Linked DNA regions of Homo sapiens: region 2 is linked to region 1. A link is an interaction called in ENCODE POLR2A ChIA-PET data of the cell type or tissue named here. Cell type or tissue: PC-9. All regions are shown on one strand. Links, peaks and the distances in the headings refer to the core of each region. The heading gives the core; the rest is flanking DNA.

Evidence for each region. ChIA-PET counts read pairs that join two places held together with the same protein. Peaks named below come from ENCODE experiments on the same cell type or tissue, not always from the same donor. Only the 100,000 strongest peaks of a DNase experiment are listed, where the experiment ranks them.
Region 2: POLR2A ChIA-PET joins it to region 1 with 14 read pairs; 2 of 35 experiments call an interaction of 5 or more read pairs at or near these places.

Annotation. Positions count from the first base shown.
Region 1 is chr9:130,404,655-130,415,342 of GRCh38, forward strand. HMCN2 (hemicentin 2) reads left to right here. Exons shown (of 98, transcript NM_001291815.2): 81 at 215-405; 82 at 1,301-1,514; 83 at 2,917-3,051; 84 at 4,089-4,279; 85 at 5,917-5,998. Among named protein-coding and RNA genes, the nearest start is that of ASS1, 35 kb to the right of the region's middle. In PC-9, for the core only: no CTCF peak of the experiment used is centred there; a DNase peak (open chromatin) is centred at 3,487.
Region 2 is chr9:130,686,399-130,694,902 of GRCh38, forward strand. EXOSC2 (exosome component 2) reads left to right here and starts at 7,382. Exons shown (of 9, transcript NM_014285.7): 1 at 7,382-7,515. The coding sequence starts at 7,394. RefSeq lists an enhancer at 7,445-7,634. In PC-9, for the core only: no CTCF peak of the experiment used is centred there; DNase peaks (open chromatin) are centred at 3,763 and 7,303; H3K4me3 peaks cover 3,471 bases; H3K27ac peaks cover 872 bases.

The DNA.
Region 1 (10,688 bases), core at 1,531-9,530:
GCACAGGTGCAATGGAATCACCGTCACAGCTACACCAAACTCAGGGAGTCCCCAAATCATCCTGAGCACGGGCAATGGCCTATGACTAGGGAGTTGGAGGGGGCAGCTGATGGCCAGGGAGGGCTGAAGGGCTGGGCCAAAGGCCAAGGGCCCCAGGATGGTGTCAGCCGCCTCCCTGAGCCCCGGTTCCGAGTGGGCCTCCCTCTGCCCGCAGTCCCACCAGTGATCGAGAATGGCCTCCCAGACCTGTCCACCACCGAAGGCTCCCACGCCTTCTTGCCTTGCAAGGCGAGGGGCAGTCCTGAGCCCAACATCACCTGGGACAAAGATGGCCAGCCTGTGTCGGGCGCCGAGGGGAAGTTCACCATCCAGCCTTCTGGGGAGTTGCTGGTGAAGAACTTGGAGGTGAGGCACTGCCCCAAGGGGCACAGCAGGGAATAATGGCTGAGACCCCTGTTTGTCATGCTCTGCGCTGAGCACTATGCAGCCTTTAACCCTGGGAGCCTGGGGAAATCAGTGTCACCATCCCGGGTACAGACAGCCAGAACTGAGGCTCAAAGTGTACCTAGTTGTCCACCATTGCCAAGAGGCAGAACCCAAATTTGAACCTGGACCTCGGTAGCCAGCTCCTGGGGAAGGGAGGGAACTCGGACTAGGGCTCAGGGATACGGTGATGACTTTGTGTCCTGAAAGTCTACCCAGTTGTTGTCAACCATGCGTTGGCATTAACCGTCCTCTGGGTTTTGGGGAGTGTTGAGCCAGGGGTATGGGTGGGACCCCCAACCTCCTTCCCCTCAGCACTCATCAGATTCTGCAATTTTATGATGAGACCCTCTCCAGATGGGTTCAGTGGACACACCTAGAGGGGTCAGAGGCATTGGACCCGGCCACCCAGGGAGCCTGGGGGTGCAGTGGTGAGCGCACCGGCCCTGCTTGAATGCACCATAAAACTCCTCCTCTTGGAGCCCCTGTTGGGCCCTCTATCAGGGCACCAAAAGCAAGGCCTGCAGTGCAGGTCAAGTTCTGAGGACAGGGCAGCACACAGTAGGTGTTTGGTAAACACTGGCTATTGCGATCATGCAGTCAGGGCTGGGGTTATGAAGCAGTAGAGCATGTGAATGCTGCAGGGCTGGGCAGGGGCACGGTGGTGATGCTGACCCGTTTGCTAGCTGTGTGACCTTGGGCAAGTCACTTCCCCTCTCTGGGCTGGATGCTCCATGAGAACCTTCAAGGGTCAGGGGCATCCTGACCTATGCCGAGGTGGGGCAGTTCTCCGGCCAACCCCTTTCTTTGCTCACAGGGCCAGGACGCAGGCACCTATACCTGTACCGCTGAGAACGCCGTGGGCCGGGCCCGCCGCCGCGTGCACCTCACCATCCTGGTACTGCCTGTGTTCACCACCCTGCCTGGGGACCGCAGCCTGCGCCTTGGGGACAGGCTGTGGCTTCGCTGTGCAGCCCGGGGCAGCCCCACCCCTCGCATTGGCTGGACTGTCAACGACCGGCCAGTCACAGGTCTGGGTCTGCTGGGCATGGGTGGGACAGAGAGCCAGGACACCGGGAGGTTAAGAAGGGAGGGCAGGTGGGGAGACCCAACCTAGTGGAAAGGAAGAGGTTGTCAGCCAGCCCTGTTGGTTCTGGGTCTTCCAACGTGGCCCTATGTAGGGGGACAGGGCAAACCCAGCTGTGGCCATATGTGACAAGCCATATATCAGAGCTGGCAAGAGGCCACCTGAGAAGACTCAACCCAGAGACCTCAGGGCCAGGAAGGGGAGGCCTGTGTTCTAGTCCAGAGCTGCTGCTCCCATTGTGGGACCCTCAGCAAACCCCTTTTGCTGGGGGCCCGTGGGGACTCTGTCCTCCTACCGGAAACCCAGGTGATGTCTAGGGAGACACAGGGCCTGTGGAGTACCTGCTGGGTACTCAATGTTTGCTGAATTGATAAATTGCTAAGTCCCCTCCACTGCAAAATGATACTTTCCTACATTAGGATATGACATCACACATTCCTAACTCTGAGTCCCCAGGTGTGGAATACCCGTGCTCACCTGTGGTGAAGGCTTTGCTCGGCTCCACCACTTCCTGGGGAGGGACCTTGGGCAGGTATAATAGTTCAGCCTGTCTGAGCGCCGCTCTCCATCTGTCAAATGGACATAACCAGGGGTCCTGAGGACAGAATGACAATGGAGGGGCCGTGCTCGGCACAGGCCTGGCCCGGAGTAGATGCCCAATTGATGGTACTGCTTGTCTGTATTCCTCTCCTAGAGGTGATGGCCCACCCCAAAGGAAAAGTTCATTATTAGAATCCTTCTCTCGGCTGGGCGCGGTGGCTCACGCCTGTAATCCCAGCACTTTGGGAGGCCAAGGCAGGTGGATCACCTGAGGTCAGGAGTTCGAGACCAGCCTGGCCAACATGGTGAAACCCCATCTCTACTAAAAATACACAATTAGCTGAGCGTGGTGGCACATGCCTGTAATCCCAGCTACATGGGAGGCTAAGGTAGGAGAATCGGTTGAACCTGGGAGGTGGAGGTTGCAATGAGCTGAGATTGCGTCATTGCACTCCAGCCTGGGCAACAAGAGTGAAACTGTCTCAAAGAAAAAAAAAAAAGAAACCTTCTCTCTAGAAATCATGGCAGTGTTTCAGTAAGTGTCCTGTGCTGAGAGGCCCCCAAAAACCTGCCCTTGACCGTTTATCAAACACACAGTGTGCACTGGAAGATGGTAGAAGGCAGGTTCATTAACCGCAGCCTCCAGTGTGGCCTGTGCCTCCCAGGAACGTGTCTGATTTGATCAACCTTCACCCGGGACTCCCATCTGTTTCTGCATTTTTATTAAGTTCCTGCAGGTACCCAGGCACCAGGGAAGTGTTTAGGGCAGGAGTTCCCTGCACCCGACTTCTCTTTCTCCACCACAGAAGGGGTGTCTGAGCAGGATGGAGGCAGCACGCTGCAGCGGGCCGCTGTCTCCAGAGAAGACAGCGGGACCTATGTCTGCTGGGCGGAGAACAGAGTGGGCCGCACGCAGGCGGTCAGCTTCGTCCACGTGAAGGGTAGGGCACATTCCCCAGGTGGCTTCTCTCTCAAGACCTCCAGTCTATTGGGACCCAATCTATTGGTTTCCTAAGAACCCAGCCTCCTGTCCTCTGAACTAGTGGTTCCCCACCCTGGCTGCATGTTAGAATCCCCTGGGGGACTTTAAATTCTGAAGTCCAAGTTCTACTTCCAACTCTGTAAACCAGCCTCTCTGGGGTGAGGCCTAGGCATCGGTATTTTTGACACTCCCAAGACGACCCTGGCTGCAGGTAGAATTGGAATCTGACCAATTGCCCTACAGCACTACCTGCAGCTGGATGGTGCCAGGGTTGGAGGAGAGCATGGAGGCCAGGGCATCCTGGCAGAAAAATGCCAGAAGCTTGCCAGCCAGCCAGTTGTCCCCTATGACCTACTCATCCACCAGGAGTAGCACAGGAGCCCTCGGTGACAACGTGTCTTAGTTTGCACAACCTCAGGATGGGTGGGGCTGGATGGGGGGAATGAACAGCCCCAGGCACCAAAAGAGAACTGCAGCTTTTGGTAGATCCAACCTCAGGAAACCAGGAAGGATATAAGCCAGTCCAGAGCATCGAAGAGTGTTTTGAGATTAGCATGAATCTCATAGCGTTGCTTTGTACAACAGAGGTGTCTAGGGTTCTTGTTTTTTTATAGTTATTGATTTCCAAAGTACCTGGCAGGTACTCCGCTGCTAGTGTAATCCATCTGTGAAAGAGAGTATATGACACGCGTAACACTGCCTTCCTGCCTGTGCCCATCTCAGGCATCACTAATCAATCACAGCACCATTCTCATTCAGCTTCAAATGCTTCTCAGCACAGTTCTTGGAAAGTCTTTGCCAGTCTTTGTGACTTGACCCATGACATGAACACTGTTTGCTGTCCCTGATGCACTGACTAAACACAACCATGCTGTGCTAGCAGAAGCCTCTGGAGGCCCCTGGAGGCAGGAGTTGGGCAGTCCTTTGGGGTTTATGGGAGGCTGAGCCAGCAGGCAACCTCTTTTCTGACAACTTGCTCGATGTCACCCCATGCAGAGGCTCCTGTCCTACAAGGGGAGGCTTTCTCCTACCTGGTGGAACCTGTAGGAGGCAGCATTCAGCTAGACTGTGTGGTGCGTGGAGACCCAGTGCCGGACATCCACTGGATCAAAGATGGCCTTCCACTGCGGGGCAGCCACCTCCGGCACCAGCTGCAGAATGGCTCGCTGACCATCCGCAGGACTGAGGCAAGGCGGGGCCTGGCACCTTGGGTGGGGCCACTGAGGACAACTCTACGCTTTTTCAGATTGTTCAAGAGGGTTCTTCCTATTGCCCCCTCTGCTTCTGCAGTGTACAAAGCACCTCCCTGCCCATTCCTCAGATATCCTCCCACTACCACCAATATTGACCTCCAGCCAACTGGGCTTTTCCATTCCTCCGTCATCCACCCATTCAATGGAGCGAATTAGTTCTACCTCATAGGATTGTAATTAGAAATCAGTGAGATGTCTCATACCCATTATTTAAGAGTGATCTGTGGGTAATGCCTCCAAAATGTTGTTATTAACAACCTCAGGGGGTAGGGTAGGCAGGTAATAGTGCTCCCTATTTACAGACGAAGACACTGAAGTTCAGAGAGGCCCACAACCAATAAGTGCAGGAGGCAGCGCCCCCACCCCCAGGTCTCCTGCCTCAGGCCCCGTGCTGTTTCCAAAGCCTTGGGCCCTGGGGCAGCCCCTCTCAACTTCCCTTTTGTGTCTCAAGTTCTGGTGATTGTGCAGAAATCCCCAAGTCAGTCCTGACTCAAGTTCATCTTAGGGGCCTTGATCTCACCCATTTGGGAGCCTTTCTCTGGGTAGTAATGATAATAGGACTAGTAATAAGAGCAGTAGTAAGAGCAGTGGTAATAATGGCTCCTGTTACCCAAGTACTAACTGTGGGCCAGGCACGGGGCCTTGCACTTAGCAAGCATTATTCCATGTGATGCTTATAAGATCCTAGCAGTTATCACTCCCATTTTACAGAAGGGGTAACTGAGGCTCCAGAGGCATGAAAATGTCCTAAGTAATGGGCTGAGGGCAGTAAGCAGTGGGGCTGGGATTCAGTCCCATGTTGGTCTGACCTCCAAACCTACACTCTTAACTTTGTGCCATGCTATCCCCCCCAGTCCCTTGGGTGTGGCCCCCCAGATACCATCTTCTGGGAGTGGACGTGGCCTCAGGCTGCCCCAGGCCCATCTGATGGTGGCGCTGCCACTCAGAAGTGATGTGAGCCAGCGCGCCACCTGAGTTCCATCACATATCCATGGGTCACCTGTTAGGGAAACGCTGCAAACGATCTCCCTTCTGGAAGACTCACTTTGCACACTGGCACAATAAATGCCCTGAGAGGTCCTGCAGTTCAGACTGCCATCCTGTTCATACAACAGAGGTGTCTCATGTTCTTGTTTTCCTATAGTTATTGATTTCCAAAGTACCATAACATGTTGTCAACTCAATGTCTCCCAAACTTACTTGACCATGGAACCCTGTTCTCCAAGGAGTCTCAAATAATGTGCCATGGGACAGTAAGATTTCAACGTACACAGTTTGGAAGAGGTGGATCTACACCATGCTTTTCCAGCAAGTTGTTCCACCTAAGGCAACAAGGACCGTAGTCACAGCCCCCTGTTTTCGGGTGTGAAAAGGGGCTGGATTCTCTTTGCATGTCTGCTGACAAGTGGTCACAGAGGCCCTTCTGATGCTCTGCGGGGGATCAGGTGCCCCTGGCTGGTTCACAGCCTAAGCCCCTTGCTGGCTGGCTGCCCTCAGTCCCCTACCCAACTGTCTGAGCCACTCATCTTCTTCTCTGAGCACCATGCCTCCTCTCCTGTGCCCACTTGCAGAGGGACGATGCGGGACGGTACCAGTGCCTGGCAGAGAATGAGATGGGCGTGGCGAAGAAAGTGGTGATCCTCGTCCTGCAGAGTGAGTCTCGGCCTCAGCAGAGTGGGGACGTGGGAAGTGTGCTCGGGGACAGCGGTGGCGTGTGCAGCCTAGAGGGCAGACGGCAGGGCTGGGACTTGGAATTCTTTCATTAATACTTACTTGGAACACACACTGAATCCTACCAAATGTTTCCCAAATGTGGGGTGACTGAGACTCAGGACTGAGCTAAAGAAAACCTGGCAACCTGGGCCTGGGGGAGCTGGGCATTTAAAACTCAGACCAGCCGTCAAGATCACCGCGACAGCTCTCGCATGTGCCAAGCAGCTCGTAGTTTACCAGGCGCTGTTTGAGCCTCAGAATAACACTGTGAAGTTGTCTCAATAGGGATTCTGTAGAAAATGTTTTATTGAAGATGAACACCTGTGGAGAAGAGCCAGGATCCTAAGTGCAGAGCTCATGAATTTTTACAATGCGAACCCACCCAGTTAACCAGCAACCAGATCAAAGAAATAGGACAGTGCCGGCTCCCAGCCTCCAGCATGCCCACCTCTGCTTACTGCCCCCTGCCCCAATAATCACTGTCCTGGATTCTGCCTCTTTAAAAAAAAAAACAACAAACTTTATTGAGTTATAATTTGCATACCATAAAATTCACCCGTTCATGCAATGCAATATTATTTAACCTTAAAAAGGAAGGAAATTCTAGGGCTGGGCTCGGTGACTCACAGCTGTAATCCCAGCACTTTGGGAGGCCAAGGCGGGTGGATCACCTGGGGTCTGGAGTTCAAGAACAGCCTGACCAGCATAGTGAAACCCTGTCTCTACTAAAAATACAAAAATTAGCTGGGCGTGGTGGCACGCCTGTAATCCCAGTCATTCAGGAGGCTGAGGCAGGAAAATCACTTGAACCCAGGAGGCAGAGGTTGCAGTGAGCCAAGATCGTGCCATCGCACTCCAGCCTGGTTGACAGGCAAGACTCAATCTCAAAAAAAAAAAAAAAAAAAAGAACAAAAGGAATGCAATGCAATTCTGACACAGGCTACAACATAGATGAACCTTGAGGTCATTATGCGAAGTGGAAAAAGCCGGTCACAAAGAAACAAACACTGTATGATTCTGTTTATATGAGGGGCCTAGAGTGGCCAAAAGCATAGAGACCCAAAGTAGTATGGAGCTTGCCAGGGGCTGCAGGGAGGGGAGAAGGGGGAGTTAGAATTTAATGAGTCCGGAGTTTCAGTTTAGCAAGAGAAAAAAGTTCTGGAGATTGTACAATGTCAAATACTCAACACTACTGAAGTGTACACTTACAAATGGTTCAATGATAAATTTTATGTAATGTATTTTTTTTACAACTATTATTGTTACTAATATTTTTTGAGACAGGGTCTGGCTCTGTTGCTCAGGCTGGAGTGCAGTGGTGCCATCTCTGCTCACTGCAACCTCCGCCTCCCGGGTTCAGGCGTTTCTCCTGCCTCAGCCTCCTGAGTGGCTGGGATTATAGGCGCACGCCACCACACCCGGCTAATTTTTGTATTTTTAGTAGAAACGGGGTTTCACCATGTTGGCCAGGCTGCTCTTGAACTTCTGACCTCAGGTGATCCACCTGCCTTGGCCCCCCAAAGTGCTGGGATTACAGGAGTGAGCCACTGCACCCAGGGCTTGTGCTCATTCTTAAATGGAGTTGTTTATTTTACTAGTGAGTTTCTAGAGTTCTTTACATAGCATGGATATAGCCCTTTATCAGATACATGATTTGCAAATATTTCTCCCAGTCTGTGGCTTGTCTTTGCATTTTCTTAATGGTGACTTTGAAGAGCAAAAGTGTTAAAATTTGGTGAAGTCCAAATTTATCCATTGTGTATTTTTTGAATCATGTATTTGGGGTTACACCTTTTAAAAATCTTTGCCTAATCTAAGGTCGTCTTTTTCTTTTCTTTTCTTTTCTTTCTTTCTCTTTTTTTTTTTTTGTTTTAATATTTTTGGGACAGAGTCTCACTCTGGTGCCAAGGCTGGAGTGCAGTGGCAAGATCTCAGCTCACTGCAACTTCCACCTCCAAGGTTCAAGCAATCCTTGTGCCTCAGCCTCCCAAGTAGCTGGGATTACAGGCACGCACCACCACACCCGACTAATTTTTGTAATTTTAGTAGAGACGAGGTTTCGTCGTGTTGCCCAGGCTGGTCTCGAACTCCTGGCCTCAAGCAATCCACCTGCCTCGGCCTCCTAAAGTGCGGATTACAGGCAGGAGCCACTGGGCCCTACATTTTCTTATACGATTTTTGTAGTTTTAGTTCTCACATTTAGGTCAGTGATCCATTTTGAGTTAATCTTTGTGTGGGGTAAGGGTCTAACTTCCTTTTTTGCATACGGATAGCCAATTGTTCCAGTACCATTTATGTTGATCTTGAATTTCTTTCAGTGATGTTTTGTAGTTTTGAATGTACTGGTCTTATATTTTTGTTAAATTGATTTTAAGTCTTTTTATTATTGTTGATGCTATTTTGGGTGGAATTGTTTTCTTTGATTTTTGGATTTGTAATTGCTAATATGTAGAGATACAGTTGAATTGATATCATATCATCTATGAATAGGGACAGTTTGACTATCTTTCTTTCAAATCTGCGTACCTTGAAGTTTTTTGCTTTGCCTTATTGCCTTGGTTGGACCCTCTGGTACACAGTTGAAGCAGCGAGAGCAGCCATCCTTGCCTGGTTCCCTGGTTTAGGTGGAAAGCAGTCAGTCTCTCACCATGGGGCGTGATGTTAGCTGTGAGTTTTTGTGGATGCCCTTTCTCAGGCTGAGGAAGTTCCCCTTTTGTACCTAGTGTGTTGAGAGTTTTTGTCATGCATGGAATAGGTTTGTGGTCCAGACAAGATGGTATAGATGCACTTCTCCCTATTTCTCTTGCTAAGGACAGCTAAACACCTTGGACTTTATATAGAAGCAAACATAAAGAGCCTCTGAAAAGTAGAGAAAAGAAGGAGGATAGACTACCGATCTTGGGACCTGAGGAGCAGCATGGTGGTGAATGCCCTGGTGTTTCTTTTTGTCCCTTATATCCTGGGCCGCATACTTGAGAAGCCAACAACCTGGAACCACCAGTGGGCTCAGACACACGCATGTGCACGTGCGCACACACACGCACACACACACACGGGGGCATGTGCACCTCAACGAGAGCCTGTCCTCTCTTGCAAAGGACTAGGAAAGGGACAGCATAGTAAGAAAGAAAACTTGTAAATAACAACCCCTAACTGGGTGTGGTGGCTCGTGTCTGTAATCCCAGCACTTTGGGAGACTGAGGCAGCCAGATCGCTTGAGCTCAGGAATTTGATATCATCCTGGGCAATATGGTGAAACCCCATCTCTACCAAAAATACAAAAAAAAAAAAAAAAAAATAGCTGGGCATGGTGGCGCACACCTGTAATCCCAGCTACTTGGGAGGCAAACACCATGAAAAACACCCCTGCCCCATCATCACACCAACTGGGAGCCTCTAACTTCCACCCTCGCCCCTGTACCGAGGCACTGCTCTCCCCACACTGGAGCAGGATGCTGTCAGGTGACACCTAATGAGGAGACAGAATTGTCACCACTGTCATCTACTGAGTGGGAAGCTCCTCCCCCGTGTGGCCAGGTGGGCAGCGAGGGTAGTGCCAGCAGAGGCCCGGTGTGGGCGTGCCTCCACCCATCCACCCATGCTCAGCAGTAATGAGGCACCCCTCCCTGTTCCGGGCTGACCATGGAAGCCTCATAGGGAACCTGGGCTTCCACGCTGACCTGGCGGAAGTGAGTGGCACCACTTTTTCTTGGCAGTTTTATAGCTCTGCCAAAAACGGAAGATTTAAATAAAAATCCGAGTCTTACAATACTGAAACTCACTTACACACCAGGAACAAGGAAAAGCTCAACTTACACACCAGGAACAAGGAAAATCTCAATGAAAGCAGACAACAGATGCCTACTGAGATAGTACAGATATCAGGTAATCTGATAAGGACTTTTTTTTTTTTTTTTAAGACAAGGTCTGACTCTGTTGCCCAGGCTGGAGTGCAGTGACATGATCAGGGCTCACTGCAGCCTGGGCTCGGGTGATCATCCCATCTCAGCCTCCCAAGTAGCTGGGACTGCAGGCACGTGCCACCACACCCGGCTAATTTTTATTTTTATGTATTTATTTTTTGTAGAGACAGGGTCTCCTTATGTTGCCTAAGCCAGTCTCAAACTCCTGGGCTCAAATGATCCACCTGCCTCAGCCTCCCAAAGTGGTGGGATTACAGGCATGAACCACTGTGCCTGACCAAGACTGAACTGTCACCACTGTCACCACTGAGTGGGAAGCCCCTCGCCTACACAGGCCGAGTGGGGAGCAATAAGCAGTGCCCCTCTCCCTCCCAGCCAGGATGGTGCCAGCAGAGCCCCACTTGAAGCGCCAACTCCCACCGATCCCCAGCAATAATGAGGCACCCTCCCTGTTCCCGGGTGTCCATGGAGGCCACGTGGGGAACCCGGACTTCCACTCTCATCTAGCAGAAGTGAGTGGCACCTCCTTCCCCTGGCAGTGTTCCAGGTCTGCTAAGATGGAAGATTTAAATAAGAGCCCAAATCTTATCATACTGAAACTCACTTATCATACCAGGAACAAGGAAAAATCTCAGCTTGAATGAGAACTGATACTCAACAGACACCAACTGAGATAGCACAGATGTTTGAGTCATCTGGTAAGGATT
Region 2 (8,504 bases), core at 505-8,504, 280 kb after region 1:
AATGGCATGAATCTGGGAGGTGGAGCTTGCAGTGAGCTGAGATCAGGCCACTGCACTCCAGCCTGGGCTACAGAGTGAGACTCTGTCTCAAAAAAAAAAAAAAAAAAAAAAAAAAAAGGAGAACCAGGAGGAAGTGGCATGGTCTATTCTGACCTAGCTTTTGAAGTCACACAGAGGCATTTCTGACATATGCTGTCCATCAAAGCAGTCAGAATCCTGTCCTGTGGCAGGAGAGGATGCACAGAACCCACTTCTTTTTTTTTTTTTTTTTTTTTTTAATACGGAGTTTTGCTCTTCTTGCCCAGGCTGCGGTGCAGTGGCACAATCTCGGCTCACTGCAACCTCTGCCTCCTGGGTTCGAGCAATTCTCCTGCCTCAGCCTCCCGAGTAGCTGGGATTACAGGCGCCTGCCACCACACCTGGCTAATTTTGTGTTTTTAGTAGAGACGGGGTTTTACCATGTTGGTGAGGCTGGTCTCGAGCTCCCGACCTCAAGTGATCCACAGGCCTCAGCCTCCCAAAGTGCTGGGATTACAGGCCTGAGCCACCACTCCTGGCCAGACCCCACTTCTTGATTGAAGAAGTATGAAAATATTCAGGGACATGCTTAATATGACCATAGACATTGACACTGTTTCTAATACTTTCAGAACAAGTGATGCTTTGATGAGCATCCTTAGGCTGAAATCTGTGTGCACGTCTCTGCTTAGAAAGTTTATGCAGTTGGCCAGGCGTAGTGGTTCACGCCTATAGTCCCAGCACTTTGGGAGGCACAGGTGGGCGGATCACTTGAGGCTGGGAGTTCGACACCAGCCTGGCCAACATGGGGAAACCCCAGCTCTACTGAAAATATAAAAATTAGCTGGGCGTGGTGGCAGGCGCCTATAATCCCACCTACTTGGGAGGCTGAGGCACAAGAATCACTTGAGCCTGGGAAGTGGAAGTTGCAGTGCGCCAAGATCGCACCATTGTACTCCAGCGAGACTCTGTCTCAAAAAAAAAAAAAAAAAAAGGTTTATGCAGTTATTTTTACCATTTTACTATTTCAATGGAACACGAGGTGAACCCAGTAGGTAGATGAGGATTGAACCAAGAGTTTTGGGCTAGAGAGTCCCTGCTGCCTCTGTTTTCATGTTTTTCAGAATTTCCTTGCCAGTTACTTTCACCTGGAGTTCACCTGTTCCCCACCCCAACTCCTCAGGGTCCATGGTTCCCTCATTTCAAGGCTCATTCAAATGCTTCCTCTGTCAGGCAAGCTTTTCTGTCTGTCCTCCCTCTCCCTTCCCCATCTTTGAACATCTTAGCACTTTGATGACTGGGGCCTCAAATGATCCAGCTCTGTGGTCCCACAGCACATAGCTGGTGCCCAGCAAATGCCTGCTGAAAAAGTTTATTCATCAATTCAACAGAGATTTACTGAGAGATTTGTTGTTGTTGTTGTTGTTTGTTTGTTTGTTTTAATGGAGTCTCACTCTGTCAACCAGGCTTGAGTGGAATGGCACAATCTCGGCTCACTGCAACCTCCACCTCCCAGGTTCAAGCAATTCTCCTGTCTCAGCCCCTTGAGTAGCTGAGATTACAGGCACCTGCCACCATGCCCGGCTAATTTTTGTATTTTTAGTAGAGATAGTGTTTCACCATGTTGGCCAGGCTGGTCTTGAACTCCTGACCTCAAGTGATCCACCCACCCAGCCTCCTACAGAGCTGGGATTACAGACGTGAGCCACTGCGCCCAGCAGAGAGCTGTTTCAAGGGTCCTGAAATCTGACATGGTATGCCAACATGGAAATCTTTGTTCTAGAAACAAGAGGCAGGGTGCGCCATGCAGAGCCGCACAGGAAAGCACCGGGTTGGTCAGGAGGCAGAGGGAAGGAGGGGTAAACATGAGCAAGAGCCTTTATTGTGGTTTCCATGGGAAGGAATGGGTGAGGCAAGGTAAGCAGCCTTAGGATTGGTTGGTTTGAATAACTGCAGTAGGTGCTGGGGTTTATATAAGGGCTTTCCCTAGCTGTCTGGTGTCTGGCCTTGGGATGATCAGGGCAGTTGGATACTGGCCCTGAGTAAGAGAGCCTAATAAAGGAGGTGTTTGTGGGTGTGGGCTCTGGATTGGGTGGCATGCATTTGCAAGGGACCTCCTGGGTGAGTTCTTCACTATCTCCAGGAACCAGTTAACCCTGGTTGGGGCAGTCCCTCTGGGAAGAGCAAGTCCCCAAGATCTCAAAGCATCTGAGTACAGAAAAGCAAAGGCTCTGGGCACAGTGGCTCATACCTGTAATCCCAGCACTTTGGGAGGCCGAGGCGGGTGGATCACCAGGTTAGGAGTTCGAGAACAGCCTGGCCAACATGGTGAAACCCCGTCTCTACTAAAAATACAGAAATTAGCCAGGCGTGGTGGCAGGTGCCTAAAATCCCAGCTACTCAGGAGGCTGCAGTAGGTTCAAGAGGAGAATCGCTTGAGCCCAGGAGGCAGAGGTTGCAGTGAGCAGAGACCACACTATTGCACTCTAGCCTGGGCGACAGAGCAGGATTCCGTCTCAAAAAAAAAAAAAAAAAAAAAAAAAAGAGCAAATGCATGCTTAATACAAGGGCCTACTATATATCAAGCATATATACGAAATGGGCAGTGAACCAAATGGACAGTCTGGGTATTGGTGGGGCTCATATCCTGTGGGAAGACAGGCGATGAGCAGACAAGCAAATCTGTATTTTGTAAATATATTGTATTTTTTTCAACAAATATTTTATGGCTGCCCTGTGTGCCAGGCCTGGATCTAAGCATTGATATATGATGAACAGAATAGATAAAGTCCCTGTTTTCAGCAATGCATGTTCTAGTGGGGGGAGACTGCAATCAATGAACAAAAAAAAAAAAAAAAAGAAAGAAAATTGAAGCCCAGGCATGGTGGCTCACACCTGTAATCCCAGCACTGTGGGAGGCCAAGGTGGGCAGATCACTTCAGGTCAGGAGATTGAAACAAGCCTGGCCAACATGGTGAAACCCCGTATTTCCTAAAAATACAAAAATTAGCTGGGCGTGGTGATGGGTTCCTGTAATCCCAGCTACTCCGGAGGCTGAGGCAGGAGAATCTCTTTAACCCAGGAGGCAGAGGTTGCAGTGAGCTGAGATCGCGCCATTGCACTCCAGCCTGGGTGACAAGACCAAGTCTCTCTCTCAAAAAAGAAAGAAAAGAAAAGAAAAAGAAAAATCAGTGACAAGAAGTAAAACAGGATCAAGGGATTAAAAAAAAGGACTGGAAAGTTATTCCAGATAAGGTGATCAGGGAAGTCTTCTCTGAGGAGGTGATGTTTGAGCAAGCCATGAGTGAGGAGAAGGAGCCAGCCACACAAAAGCCTGGGAGAAGAGAATTCATGCAGAAAGAGACCAGAGTGAAGGGCCCTGGAGTGATGAGAAGCTTGGTGCTGTGGAACCGAGGGGAAGCCAGCTAGTCTTGAGGCAGGAGAATAGGGTCTGGAGGCAGGGAACATAAGGCTGATTCACACTGACTTTCTAGAACTAAATCAAAAGGAAAACCCCAACTTTCCACGTCCAAGTAACCAAAGGACCAGAGGCTACTCCCTTTGCAATCCCAGCTTTTCTGTGTGCAGATGAAAAACTGAAAGTACCTCTGATTGCTCCCTTCCCACTACCAGTCAGGCTGGTAGGTGGCCAAGTCTTCATTTGCATGGGAGTATAACTTTGTAACTTCACTTCAGCCTCTGATTGATAACTTTCCACAGCCAATCAGACATTGGCGTAGGGTGTAACTTTTAACTTCAGCCTCTGATTGGCCACTTTCCACAACCAATCAGACTGATCACGGGCCACTCCTTCATTTACACAGGGCGTACACCAAATAACCAATGGGAAACCTTTAGAGGGTATTTAAACCCCAGAAACTTCTGTAAGGAGCCTGTTGAGTTTCTTTGCTTGAGCTGTTCTTGCCCTGTAGAGTGTACTTTCGTTTTCAATAAATCTCTGCTTTTGTTGCTTTATTCTTTCCTTGTTTTGTCTGTATGTTTTGTCCAAGACGCCGAGAAGCTGGGCACCCTCCACCGTTAACAGTCCGGCTGCAGCATAGTGAGTAACGCAGTGGGTTAGGACGAGCGTGAGGTCAGAGACAGGCAGGAGTCAAGAAGTGCTGGAAGCAGAGAAGTGATTTAATCTGTTTTTAAAGCTCTCTCTGGCTGCTGTGCGGAGATTGGATGATAGGAAGGACAAAAGTAGAATTAGGAAGACAAGCTAGGAGGTTATCTCCCTGGTAAGAGATGCCGTTGATCAGCCTGGGGCAGTGGCTGCGGAGATGCACAGATGTGTGGCATCAGTGAATCTTAGACCTTTTCCGCCATTGAAATTACATAGGGAGTTAAAACACGCACAGACTTCTGGACCTTACCTTTGCAGAGCCTTGTGAAAGGCAAATAAATCTTGGGGCCCCAAAATCACTAAGCTAAAGGGAAAAGTAAGTCAAGCTGGGAACTGCTTAGGGCAAACCTGCCTCCCGTTCTATTCAAAGTCACCCCTCTGCTCACTGAGATAAATGCATACCTGATTGCCTCCTTTGGAGACGCTAATCAGAAACTAAAAATACAAAAAATGCAACCATTTGTTTCTTTTTTCTTTCTTTTTTTTTTTTTTTTTTTTTGAGACGGAGTCTCACTCTGTCGCCCAGGCTGGAGTACAGCGGTGCGATCTCGGCTCACTGCAAACTCCGCGTCCCGGGTTGAAGCCATTCTCCTGCCTCAGCCTCCCGAGTAACTGGGACTACAGGCACCAGCCACCATACCCGGCTAATTTTTTTTTTTTTTTTTTTTTTGTATTTTTAGTAGAGACGGGGTTTCACCGTGTTAGCCAGGGTAGTCTCGATCTCCTGACCTCGTGATCCGCCCACCTCGGCCTCCCAAAGTGCTGGGATTACAGGCGTGAGCCACCGCGCCTGGCCTCAACCATTTGTTTCTTATCTACCTATCACCAGGAAGCCCCTTCCCAGCTTCGAGTTGTCCAGCCTTTCCAGACCGAACCAATATTCATCTCACATATGTTGATTGATGCCTCATGTCTCCCCAAAATGTATAAAACCAAACTGCGCTCCGACCACCTTGGGCACAGGTTGTCAGGACCTCCTGAGCTTGTGCCACAGGCACATCCTCAATCTTGGTGAAATAAACTTTCTAAATTAACTGAGACCTGTCTCAGATATTCGGGGTTTACAGCCTCAATGCCTAAGGAATCTATACTTTTTACAAGCCCCCTGGGATGTGCTGCTTCGTCTCCGGGTACCCACTTGTCTACTGGTCGTAAAGGGGTAAGTGTGGCCGGGCTTGGTGGCTCATGCCTGTAATCCCAGCACTTTGGGAGGCCAAGGTGGGCGGATCACTTGAGTTTAGGAGTTCGAGATCAGGTTGGGCAACACGGTGAAACCCTGTCTTCACAAGACAAATACAAAAAATTAGCCGAGCCTGGTGGCATGTGCCTGTAGTCCAAGCTATTCAAGAGGCTGAGGTGGTAGGATTACCTGAGCCCAGGAGGACGAGGCTGCAGTAAGCCATAATCGTGTCATTGTACTCCAGCCTGGGTGACAAAGACTCTGTCTCGAAAAAAATAAAAATAAAAAAAGGTGCGTGTGATGATGCAGAAAGAGGAGCACTGGGGATGGGAGAGGGGGAGTCCCTGTCGTTTTGGATTCTAGTCCCAGTTACGGGTCTGTTTGGGGGGCTCGGTGGCCCCAAGTGATCATCAGGGATAGCAATGCCTATCTCGAAGATGGGCTGAAAGTGAGGAATACATAACATAGTATTTGTAAAGCACTCAGCAAAGGACCAGCCGAAGCACTCGGGCTATTTCTGGTAAAGGGTGCAGGCTCTGGGGTAAATCGCGTGCAGTTGGAACACACATCGGCTTTGCAGCCATCTGCTAATGTGAATTCCATTCCTTTTGGGGCCTCGATTTCCTCCTCCATAAACTGGTATCCACAATGCCAACCTTGTGAACGCTGTGAGAATGCGCGGGGTAAAGGCGACGTCTCTCCCTCCCGGGAAGAACTTGGATGGTGTCAGGCCTACACTCTCGCTCCGCCTAGGGCCGCTCGCTGGGCCTGGCTCCCCGGCTGCCGGGCTACGCGAGCTCAGAGGACACCATCGCCCTCTTATGGCCGCGGCAGGACTGGACCGAGGGGCTGGGCTCTAGTGCCTTCCTCCAGGCACGGCAGAGGGCGAGGGTCTGGCAGCCCGCTTACCCAGGGCCTCGGGGCACTAGCATTCATGTCATCGACTGCCTGGCAGGGCTGGCTTTCTTAAGTGTGGTCGTGAGACTTGCTTAAGTGGAAGAAATGCTGTCGCTTTGGAGATTTATAAAACAATTGGCTCGATGGATCTTTCTTCAGGAGGCGGACTTGGTTTACCGGCTTTACTGACCACAGCTGATGCCAATGATTTCATTTAATCGTCTTTAGAGTCCCTGTGCATGGGGAGTTACCATCCCCAATTAGTTTCTTGTGAATGCAGGGCAAGGAGAGGGAGAGGGTAGTGGGGGACGGGGAGAAGGGGCGAGGGGTACCCTCCTATTAAAACGGAGCCGCAGAAAAACCCACAGAGACATCCGTCTGTTCCCCGCTGAGTCCTTAGAACAGCGCCTGGCACACAGAGAGCGCTCAACTCGCTGTGTAACTAAATGCAAGCCAAGATCTTCGCATTGTGTGTGCTCTTCCCTTCCCTACCAAATATACCTGGCTTGCAAGGTTTGACCTGTTTTCTTAGACGATTTTTAACTTGTTTCCAAAAGAAATATTGGAGTAAATTAGCTTGTTCAAAGGAGTCCTTATGAAAGGACAGAACCAAGTGAGAAGTATCTGGAGCCCGGTTTGGGGTTATAGATGATGATGTTGAGCCAGCACCCACGGGGCGGCCGCAATGTAGAATCCTGGCGCTACTGGGAACCGTGTGGAAAGGGGCTCTTCTTTCTGTTCAAATAGTGTTTTCTGTAGATCCCATCTCTCCATCCTCCTGAGCTCTCTCTTACAAAATATCGGATTTCAGCAGCTTAGAATTGGACAGAAACTCAGAGGTCCGTTTCTCAATTATCTCTAACCCTGGTAAACAATAAATGGGATGATGAGTACAAGACAGTTTTGGTAAAAAGTCACACGCCACACAACGTGAGATTTTATTATTCCACGGGTGCTTCCTTGCCAATAGTAGACATGGCAGCTCGGCTCCCTTCCCTTCGGGTTCGCCTTATTGTTGCCAATTGTAAACATGGCCTCTAGGCCGTGAGTTCTCATTGGCAGCTGCTCTGAGTCCCCGCCCTTCCCCGCCCCTCCGAACGCGGCCTGGAGTTGTGGAGTCGGATATCGCAGCTCCCGACTGAGCTGCGCCTGCGCAACTCATTGGCGCCAAGATGGCGATGGAGATGAGGCTTCCAGTGGCTCGCAAGCCTCTTAGCGAGAGACTGGGCCGCGACACTAAGAAACATCTAGTGGTGCCGGGGGATACAATCACTACGGACACAGGATTCATGCGGTACGTGGGGACTTGGGGGAGTCGAGGCTTCAGAGAGCGGCTTCAGGGCTCTCTGCACGTGGTCCAGGCCTCGTATCCCTGTGTGTGTAACTCCCCGCGGGACCCAGGGCACTTCGTCTGAGCATCCTACACACCTCGCTTCCGAGCCTCGTGCTTCTTGCTCCCTGCATCTTGTGTGTCCCCGTCTGCATTTGTCTCAGCTCCCTGAAACCCTCCACTCCTGACCTCCGGTGGCTGTGACTTTTGGGTCTTCTGCCTGAAGTCCAAATCTTTGATCCTTCCTTGTGGGAGACCTGGAAAGCTGGGGAGGGTTAGGTGCAGGCTCTTTTCCAGTTTTCAGCTCTCTGAGGGGACGGTGGGCGTTCTTGGCTGCCTCCTCTTCAGTTTAGAATCCGTAATTGTTCGATCTTAGGGCAAACAGTTACATTGTGCTGCATGCACCCATTTATACACATTTTGAATCTAAGGGGTGTAGTGCAGTGTATTGTGGTTAAGAGGGAAGGCTCTTGAGTCAGACAGTTGGGGTTCCGGTCCTGCTACCATCACATCTTATTAGCGGCATTGCCTCTCCACGGTCAGTTTCCTCATCTGTAAGATAGTGATAATAACAGTATGATACGGTAATGAGGATTAAATGAGACAATTATGTAAGAAAAGAAGTAAAACCAGCCATTATATCATCATAGATAACACTAGTGTTTCAACCTTTATTATTATTATTTTTTTACTTGTATATGTACAAGGGGCACAGCATTCATAGCATTGCCCTTTAACCTGTTAGTTTAAGGTTAGTGGATACCAGGAAATTTTTTTTTCTTTTTTGAGACGGAGTCTGTCTTAGATCAGTCGTGCGATCTCGGCTCACTGCAACCTCTGCCTCCTGGGTTCAAGTGATTCTCCTGCCTCAGCCTCCTGAGTAGCTGGGATTACAGGTGCACGCCACCATGCCTAGCTAATTTTTGGTTTTTTTTTTTTTTAGTAGAGACAGG